Regions from separate parts of the Homo sapiens genome. Here all the other regions are linked to region 1. A link is an interaction called in ENCODE POLR2A ChIA-PET data of the cell type or tissue named here. Cell type or tissue: PC-9. All regions are shown on one strand. Region 1 overlaps UGT1A8 (UDP glucuronosyltransferase family 1 member A8). Region 2 overlaps MSL3B (MSL complex subunit 3B). Region 3 overlaps UGT1A8 (UDP glucuronosyltransferase family 1 member A8).

Region 1 (2,500 bases):
CATACTCATTGAATGAGCCTTAGAAATGTCCCAGTTCAAACAGAGGTGAAGGCTTGACTAAGGGAACAGGTCCAGGTTAAAATCCATTTTCCCAACTCTGTCCCATGCTTTGTCTCTGGACCTTGAGCCAGGGACCAGCGAACTACAGCCTGTGAGCCCAATCTGCCCAAAGGCCTGTTTTTTGTTTTTTTTTTTCCTTTTATGTTGAGACCTGTTTTTATATGGCCCAGAGCTAAGAATGGTTTTTGTAGTTTTAAAACAATTTAACAATGAAGAATATGTGCCACAGAAGTATTTGGTCTGCAAAGCCTACACATTTACTGACTGGCCTTTTCAGCAAAAGGGGTATGGCCTCTGACCTAAGACAAGTGTTTACAGATGCCCTCCTGACATGTAGGAAAAGGGCCCAGAGTTACTTTGGAAAATAAAAATCTGTGAGTTTTAAATTTCAATGTAAATATTTACAACTTTGAAGGGCTTCAGGCAACTCCCTCTATCTTTTATGCCTCAATTTTCTTTTCCAGTTCCTTTTTTATCAGAGAGAAAGCCTCAAACAGGTCCCAAAGACCCTTACCTCTCTTCTTTACACCTGCTGATTTCTCTGTTAACAATTTGAACAGTTGGCAGTAGCCACTGTGAAAAGGCAAGGGTGAGGGGATGGGGATAACTGAAATGGTTCCAGGGATTCTGGGGCATGAAATAAAAACATAGAATGTCAGGATTCTTTTAATTGGGACATAATATAGTTGTACACATTTGGGGGGTTCATGTGATATTTTGATACACGTATACAATGTGCGATGATCAAATCAGGGTAATTGAGATATCCATCACCTTGAACATTTATTCCTTCCTTATGTTGGGAACATTCCCATTCTTCATTTCTAGCTATTTTGAACTGCAGTATACATTCTTGTTAACCATAGTCACCCTACTGTGCTATCGCACTTTGGACTTACTCATTCTATCTAATGGTGTTTTTGTGCCCATTAACCAACCCTTTTCTTTTCTTTTTTTTTTTTTTGAGACAGAGTCTCACTCTGTCATCAGGCTGGAGTGCAGTGGTGCGATCTCAGCCCACTGCAACCTCCACCTCCTGGGTTCAAGCGATTCTCCTGCCTCAGCCTCCTGAGTAGCTGGGACTATAGGCATGTGCCACCATTCCCAGCTAATTTTTGCATTTTTAGTAGAGGCGGGGTTTCACCACGTTGGCCAGGATGGTCTCAATCTCTTGACCTCGTGGTCCGCCCACCCCAGCCTCCCAAAGTGCTGGGATTACAGGCGTGAGCTACCGCGCCCGGCCTTCTTCTTCTTCTTTTTTTTTTGATCAACGTGCTTTATTGGCCCTTTAGATGTTTTTCTCTTTTCTATCAAAGTTTTTGGAGTATTACAAATTTTATTTCTTTTTTCTTTTTCTTTTTTAAATTTTAACCAACCATTTTCACCCCCCCTTCCCTACTTACCCTTTCCACCTTCTGGTAATTACCAATGAACTCTCTACCTCCATGAGACCCACTTTTTTAGCTCCACATATAAATGAGAACATGTGGTATTTGTCTTTCTGTGCCTAGATTATTTCACCTAACATAATGACTTCCAGTTACATTTATGTTGCTGCACATGACAGGTCTTCATCCTTTTTTATGGCTGAATAATTTTCCATTCTGTATATGTACTATCTGTGAGTGGAAAACAAAACCAACAAAAAACTCAAAGGGTTTTTCCTGTTTTCTCACTCAACAACAAACAACGCAGAAAACTTCAGTGAACAAATGTGTGGGGTTTTTTTTCTCCACACACCAAGCAAGCAGGCAATTCTGCCAGATACCAGCTGGGTGTCCTCTAATTCAGTTCTGAAGATGTCCACCTGAAGATAGCATCAGGTCCCACAGACATGGGGCTCAGTCCCTAATTTACATTTGAAGAATGTAAATTAGTACAGCCACTATGAAGAACAGTATGGAGAGTCTTCAAAACAAAACAAAACAAAAAGAACTAGAACTGCCCCAATATATCCCATTGCTGGGTATATATCCAAAAGAAAAAAATATATATTGAAGAGCTATCTGCACTCCCATGTTTATTATAGCACTATTCACAGTAGCCAAAATATGGAATCAACCTAAGCACACATCAGTGAATGAATGGATAAAGAAAACGTAGGACTGTAATATCGTGAAATATATATTTGGTCTTCATCCTCATTTCCTTATACAGATCTTTCACTTCCTTCCTTAAATTTATTCCTAGGTATTATATATTCTTTGTACGTTTTGTAAATGGGGTTGATTTCCTTTTCAGTTTTTTCTCTGTTGGCATTTATAAATGCTACTGATTTTTGTAAGTTGATCTTGTATACTGCAACTTTACCGAATTTGCTTGTCAGTTCTAACAGCTTTTGGGTGGAATGTTTAAATTTTTCTGAATATATTATGTCATCTGAGAACAAGAATAATTTGACTTCTTCCTTTCCAACTTGGATGCCCTTTCTTTCTTTCTT
Region 2 (2,500 bases), 170 kb after region 1:
CTCCAGATAGCAGGAAGTATTATTAGCGACAGCCTAGACTCTCTCTTAATTGGCCCAAATAAAATCCAAGCTGGCCGGGCGCGGTGGCTCATGCCTGTAATCCCAGCACTTCGGGAGGCTGAGGTGGGTGAATCACGAAGTCAGGAGATCGAGACCATCCTGGCTAGCATGGTGAAACCCCGTCTCTACTAAAAATACAAAAAATTAGCTGGGCGCGGTGGCGGGCGCCTGTAGTCCCAGCTACTGGGGAGGCTGAGGCAGGAGAATGGCGTGAACCCAGGAGGCAGAGCTTGTAGTGAGCGGAGATGGCACCACTGCACTCCACCCTGGGCAACAGAGCGAGACTCCTTCTCAAAAAAAAAAAAAAAAAAAAAATCCAAGCTTATTCTATTATGCATAGCTACTATTTGGGCTGAGGAATTTAAACTGGCTTTATGTAGCTTGATTAAATTCACATTAGTAGCCTTAATTATAGAAATGGCTATTATTTGGGTCTTTCTAAGAGTTGGGAAGGCAACTCATCCTTAAGTTCACTTCAAATTGTCCTTCAAATTGGCTGCACAAGCAAAAGCTTAGGAGAGTTGTATTATAAAATTCAGCTCTCTAGTAAAGCCTAGTATTGGGCAAGAAAAGTAATTATCACCTAGACTTCCTGGTATCATCTCTTTTTATTCATTTTTAAGATAACATGAAAAAACCATTAAATTGGGATTTTGTTTTAGACTATCCAAAGATTGGTTATGGGCATAGATACTTTTTGAGTGAATGGAACACAAGTACGAGCTTCTCCTTCATTGGATAAGAGTAACAGAAGGCTGCCAGACTGAGTGTGTACATAGGAATATGGTAATATGTGAGGGAAAGAGTAACAATCAAATTAGTAAACGGCAGAAAAAATGTTGGGTGGTTTCTATTAACAGTAGGGATTTGCTGCATATATTAACATCAGATTTAAAGGTAATCCTAGTACAAGACCAAAAGATGCTTTGACTAATTTAGTAGAGGCCTGTAACTGCTTGGATACATGAAGCTAAGCCTTGGATATTGGATCAAAGAATAGCTAAAAAAGACCATGAGTTTTTGACATATGCCATGCCATAGAGGTAATACTTTTAAGAGCATCACTGTCCATTAAAAATATGTGAGACACATTGGTCATTTTAAGTTTTTAAAATATTAACATTTTTTAAAAGTAAAAAGAAATAGGTGAAGTTATTTTAAAAACATTTTATTTAACCCAATGTATCTAAAATATTGTCAGTTCGACATTTAACCAATGCTGAAAATTATTAATGAGATATGTTACATTTATTTTTACATATTAAGTCTTCAAACTCCAGTGCTCTAACCTCACACTTAGAGCACGTCTCAATTTGGACTAGCACAGTTCAAGCTCTTAGCCTTGTGACATACCTTATCCTTTCATGGACATGCAAGAGAATTATGATAATCTAGGAAGAATCCATCTGGACACTTACGGGTTTTGCTCAAATTAACTAACCAAAAATACATCCAGCTTTGTCTTTGTACTTCAGATATTGTGGGTGGCACGTCATTCTCTCACAGTATTATCACTTTCCTATTTGATGCTACTGAAGCCACAGTGGGAAGATATGTCTCTGTGGGCTTTCTATTAGGATCACAGAAAGTGAAATCTTTTCTGTTTTCTCTTATGTAGCAATTTGTGGGCTAGCACCTAAGGAATTTCTGACTCTAAAGACTAAATCTTATGTGGTCTAAAATTTACATTAAAATGTCAGCATAGTGTGCAATAAATATGTGGGTTAGTTTTAATTTCTACCTTTGGGGCTGTCAGGTGCCACAATGAGGAATACCTACTTTTTCAGGGGGAGCCAGTTTATATAATATATATTTTCCTAAGTAATCATTTTTGTCAAGACTTTCAAATTTACTGGTTTAAATGAATACGTAGCATTCTCTTATATTCCAATCGTCATTATATCTGTAGTTATGACTCCAAGTTAATTTTTTTTTCAAACAAGAGAGGCTTTATTTAGATCACCAAAAAGAACATTTTACAGAAAGGGAACCGTAACATTACACAAAAAAGTATAGCTGTAAAATTGCAAACAAGAAAGGCAATGCTTTCTTTAGATCACCAAAAATAATGTTTCACAGAGAAGGAACCGTCAGAAGCAAATTATAGCTGCAAATTTTCTTTTGCCATCAATATGGATTCCCTCTAAAATACTTTGAGACTACTTTGCAGTTTTCAAGTACAAACTAAACCTTGTTGGACAGTTGCTCAGCTTCATCAAGAGAATGAAACCAATTTGCAAAAAAAATTTTGTTTAATGCTAACAAATAACGAAACAATGTGGTTCTTGCTGACTAACTGCAATGTCTGCTGAAATGGCCTAACCTATGTACACTTCCATGAACATTTCACTGTGAACAGTTGCTTTTTACCTGCCATCACAGATGGCCTACAAAGTAGCAAGTGTCATGTCAGAACACTTTCAGGCACCTAGGAAATAAT
Region 3 (2,500 bases), 52 kb after region 1:
TTTTGAGAGCAAGGCAGAGGACTCTGAATTTTCTTCTGTGCCCAGGAAGCTGCTGACCAAGGTTCCAGAAGTGTTGGTGGGGTGGCGTTTTTCAGGGAGCAGCTGAGGCAGTGATTCAGAAGGGACAGCTGGGGGTTGGGCAACTGGGGGACAGGGGCCCTGAAATGGGACCATGACAGCTGGGTCTGAGAGACAGTGGTAGAAACATCCAGATTCAGCACTTACTTGCTGGCTTGGATGCAGGGTCTAGAACGAAAAGAGAAGAGGAGTCACTTCTATACAGAAACATGTCCAGAGTGCTTACTGTCTGCAAAACTGTGGACTGGCACCTGAGTGATAGCATGATTCCAAAGCCAAAATCTTGCCTGTAAGGAATATATGTATAGGATATAGCTATACTCTAATAGCAAGGACAGATATGCAAACTGCTAAAAGATACAAGGCAGAACAGAACAAAACGCTGTGGGGATTCAAGGAAGGTGGCTTTGTTTCCCTTGGAGGGCCCTGTAGATGATCTACAGGGCAATGGACATGTTTATGTTGCTCCTTTAGTAACAAGTCCCTTCATTCTGATTTGATGAAAGGAGCTGGGAGTGTGTCCAATGGTGACCTATTAACTTATGTCTTCAGCTTAAAAAGAAAGTACCTTCAAAAGGGTTCCAGAAACACTTTCCATGGACATGTCACTCTTTAGTAGCCCCCAAAGCAAGACCATCATATTGCTGCCCTGCTGTGTGACTTCTTAGCCCCTAGAGCACCACACCCTGTAATTGCCTAGTTGTGAGTTTGTCTCTGTTCACCTGACCCCTCCTTTCAGGCAAGGACCATTTCTAACTTGGCTTTCTGTCCCGAGTTCCTAGCATAGTAGGTAGGGCTCACACATTCCATAAATATTTGGTGGATAAGGGAATTAGCAATGGATTCTGCTTTGGTTCCAAAGCAGAGATTAATTGGATTGCTTAGTAGTGGTTTTCTGTTGTAATTCATGAGCGTGAATGTGGATTGCCTACTATTGCCTACCACTGTTGGGGACCTCTCAGACCTCAGCTGCAGCCTGATAAACGTGGTTAACAGAGAAGTAGGAGGCTGTGACATGAAATGGGTTTCCACAGGCCTTTGTTGGGAATTGGATGAGAAACAAGAGCTTGAACTTGGATGTTCCCCAGAGCGAGCGCAGGGTCAGATGAGTTTTTCAAGTAGGAGTGATCGGTCTTTCCCGAAGTGGGACCCATAATGAAAGACAATGATTGGTTAATCGGTAATAATTAACTAGGAGGAGAGCACTCTATCTTCCAATTACATGATGATTTGCTAAGTGGCTCAGTGACAAGGTAATTAAGATGAAGAAAACAAATGTAGGAGGCACAGCGTGGGGTGGACAGTCAGCTGTCCGTGTCTTCTGCTGAGATGGCCACAGGACCCCAGGTTCCCCTGCTGTGGCTGGCCACAGGAGTGCTACTCCTTCTCAGTGCCCAGCCCTGGGCTGAGAGTGGGAAGGTGCTGGTGGTACCCATTGATGGCAGCCACTGGCTCGCATGCGGGAGGCCGTGCGGGAGCTCCATGCCAGAGGCCACCAGGCGGTGGTCCTCACCCCAGAGGTGAATATGCACATCAAACAAGAGAAATTTTTCACCCTGACAACCTATGCCATTTCATGGACCCAGGATGAATTTGATCGCCTTGTGCTGGGCCACACTCAACTGTACTTTGAAACAGAACATTTTCTGAAGACATTTTCTAAAAGTATGGCAATTTTGAAAAATTCATCTTTGGTCTTTCATAGGTCTTGTGTGGAGCTACTGCATAATGAGGCCCTGATCAGGCACCTGAATGCTACTTCCTTCGATGTGGTTTTAATAGACCCAATTTACCTCTGTGGGGCAGTGCTGGCTAAGTACCTATCAATTCCTGCTGTGTTTTTTTTGAGGAACATTCCATGTGATTTAGACTTTAAGGGCACACAGTGTCCAAATCCTTCCTCCTATATTCCTAAGTTACTAACGACCAATTCAGACCACATGACATTCCTGCAAAGGGTCAAGAACATGCTCTACCCTCTGGCCCTGTCCTACCTTTGCCATGCTCTTTCTGCTCCTTATGCAAGCCTTGCCTCTGAGCTTTTTCAGAGGGAGGTGTCAGTGGTGGATCTTCTCAGCCATGCATCTGTGTGGCTGTTCCGAGGGGACTTTGTGATGGATTACCCCAGGCCGATCATGCCCAACATGGTCTTCATTGGGGGCATCAACTGTGCCAACAGGAAGCCACTATCTCAGGTCGGTGTTCGTGCCTTCATCCAATCAATGTTCCAGGCAAAACAGTTTTTAAAAATTGTATTTACTTACAATTGCTTCCATATCTACTTATCTTTCTGGTGCTTTTATTTCTGCTTGTCGTAATAGCCTTCAGTGAGATAAACTGTTAAGGGGTCTCTAGTAGCGTATTTCAGGTTTTAAATGGTCAATGAGAGGAAGAAGAGGCAGACATGAATGTTTATCAAAGG

What was found. ChIA-PET counts read pairs that join two places held together with the same protein. Peaks named below come from ENCODE experiments on the same cell type or tissue, not always from the same donor. Only the 100,000 strongest peaks of a DNase experiment are listed, where the experiment ranks them.
Region 2: POLR2A ChIA-PET joins it to region 1 with 12 read pairs; 2 of 35 experiments call an interaction of 5 or more read pairs at or near these places.
Region 3: POLR2A ChIA-PET joins it to region 1 with 11 read pairs; 2 of 35 experiments call an interaction of 5 or more read pairs at or near these places.

What each region holds. Positions count from the first base shown.
Region 1 is chr2:233,694,121-233,696,620 of GRCh38, forward strand. All of the region lies in intron 1 of UGT1A8 (UDP glucuronosyltransferase family 1 member A8), which reads left to right. All of the region lies in intron 1 of UGT1A10 (UDP glucuronosyltransferase family 1 member A10), which reads left to right. All of the region lies in intron 1 of UGT1A9 (UDP glucuronosyltransferase family 1 member A9), which reads left to right. All of the region lies in intron 1 of UGT1A7 (UDP glucuronosyltransferase family 1 member A7), which reads left to right. It also overlaps UGT1A6 and UGT1A. Among named protein-coding and RNA genes, the nearest start is that of UGT1A6, 2.5 kb to the left of the region's middle. In PC-9, no CTCF peak of the experiment used is centred here; a DNase peak (open chromatin) is centred at 941; H3K4me3 peaks cover 2,500 bases; H3K27ac peaks cover 2,500 bases.
Region 2 is chr2:233,863,451-233,865,950 of GRCh38, forward strand. MSL3B (MSL complex subunit 3B) reads right to left here. Exons shown (of 2, transcript NM_001425333.1): 2 at 1,213-2,500. Among named protein-coding and RNA genes, the nearest start is that of MSL3B, 3.7 kb to the right of the region's middle. In PC-9, no CTCF peak of the experiment used is centred here; no DNase peak of the experiment used is centred here; H3K4me3 peaks cover 317 bases.
Region 3 is chr2:233,745,807-233,748,306 of GRCh38, forward strand. The region is part of intron 1 of UGT1A8 (UDP glucuronosyltransferase family 1 member A8); the gene reads left to right. All of the region lies in intron 1 of UGT1A10 (UDP glucuronosyltransferase family 1 member A10), which reads left to right. The region is part of intron 1 of UGT1A9 (UDP glucuronosyltransferase family 1 member A9); the gene reads left to right. The region is part of intron 1 of UGT1A7 (UDP glucuronosyltransferase family 1 member A7); the gene reads left to right. It also overlaps UGT1A6, UGT1A5, UGT1A4, UGT1A3, UGT1A and the pseudogene UGT1A2P. Among named protein-coding and RNA genes, the nearest start is that of UGT1A1, 13 kb to the right of the region's middle. In PC-9, no CTCF peak of the experiment used is centred here; no DNase peak of the experiment used is centred here.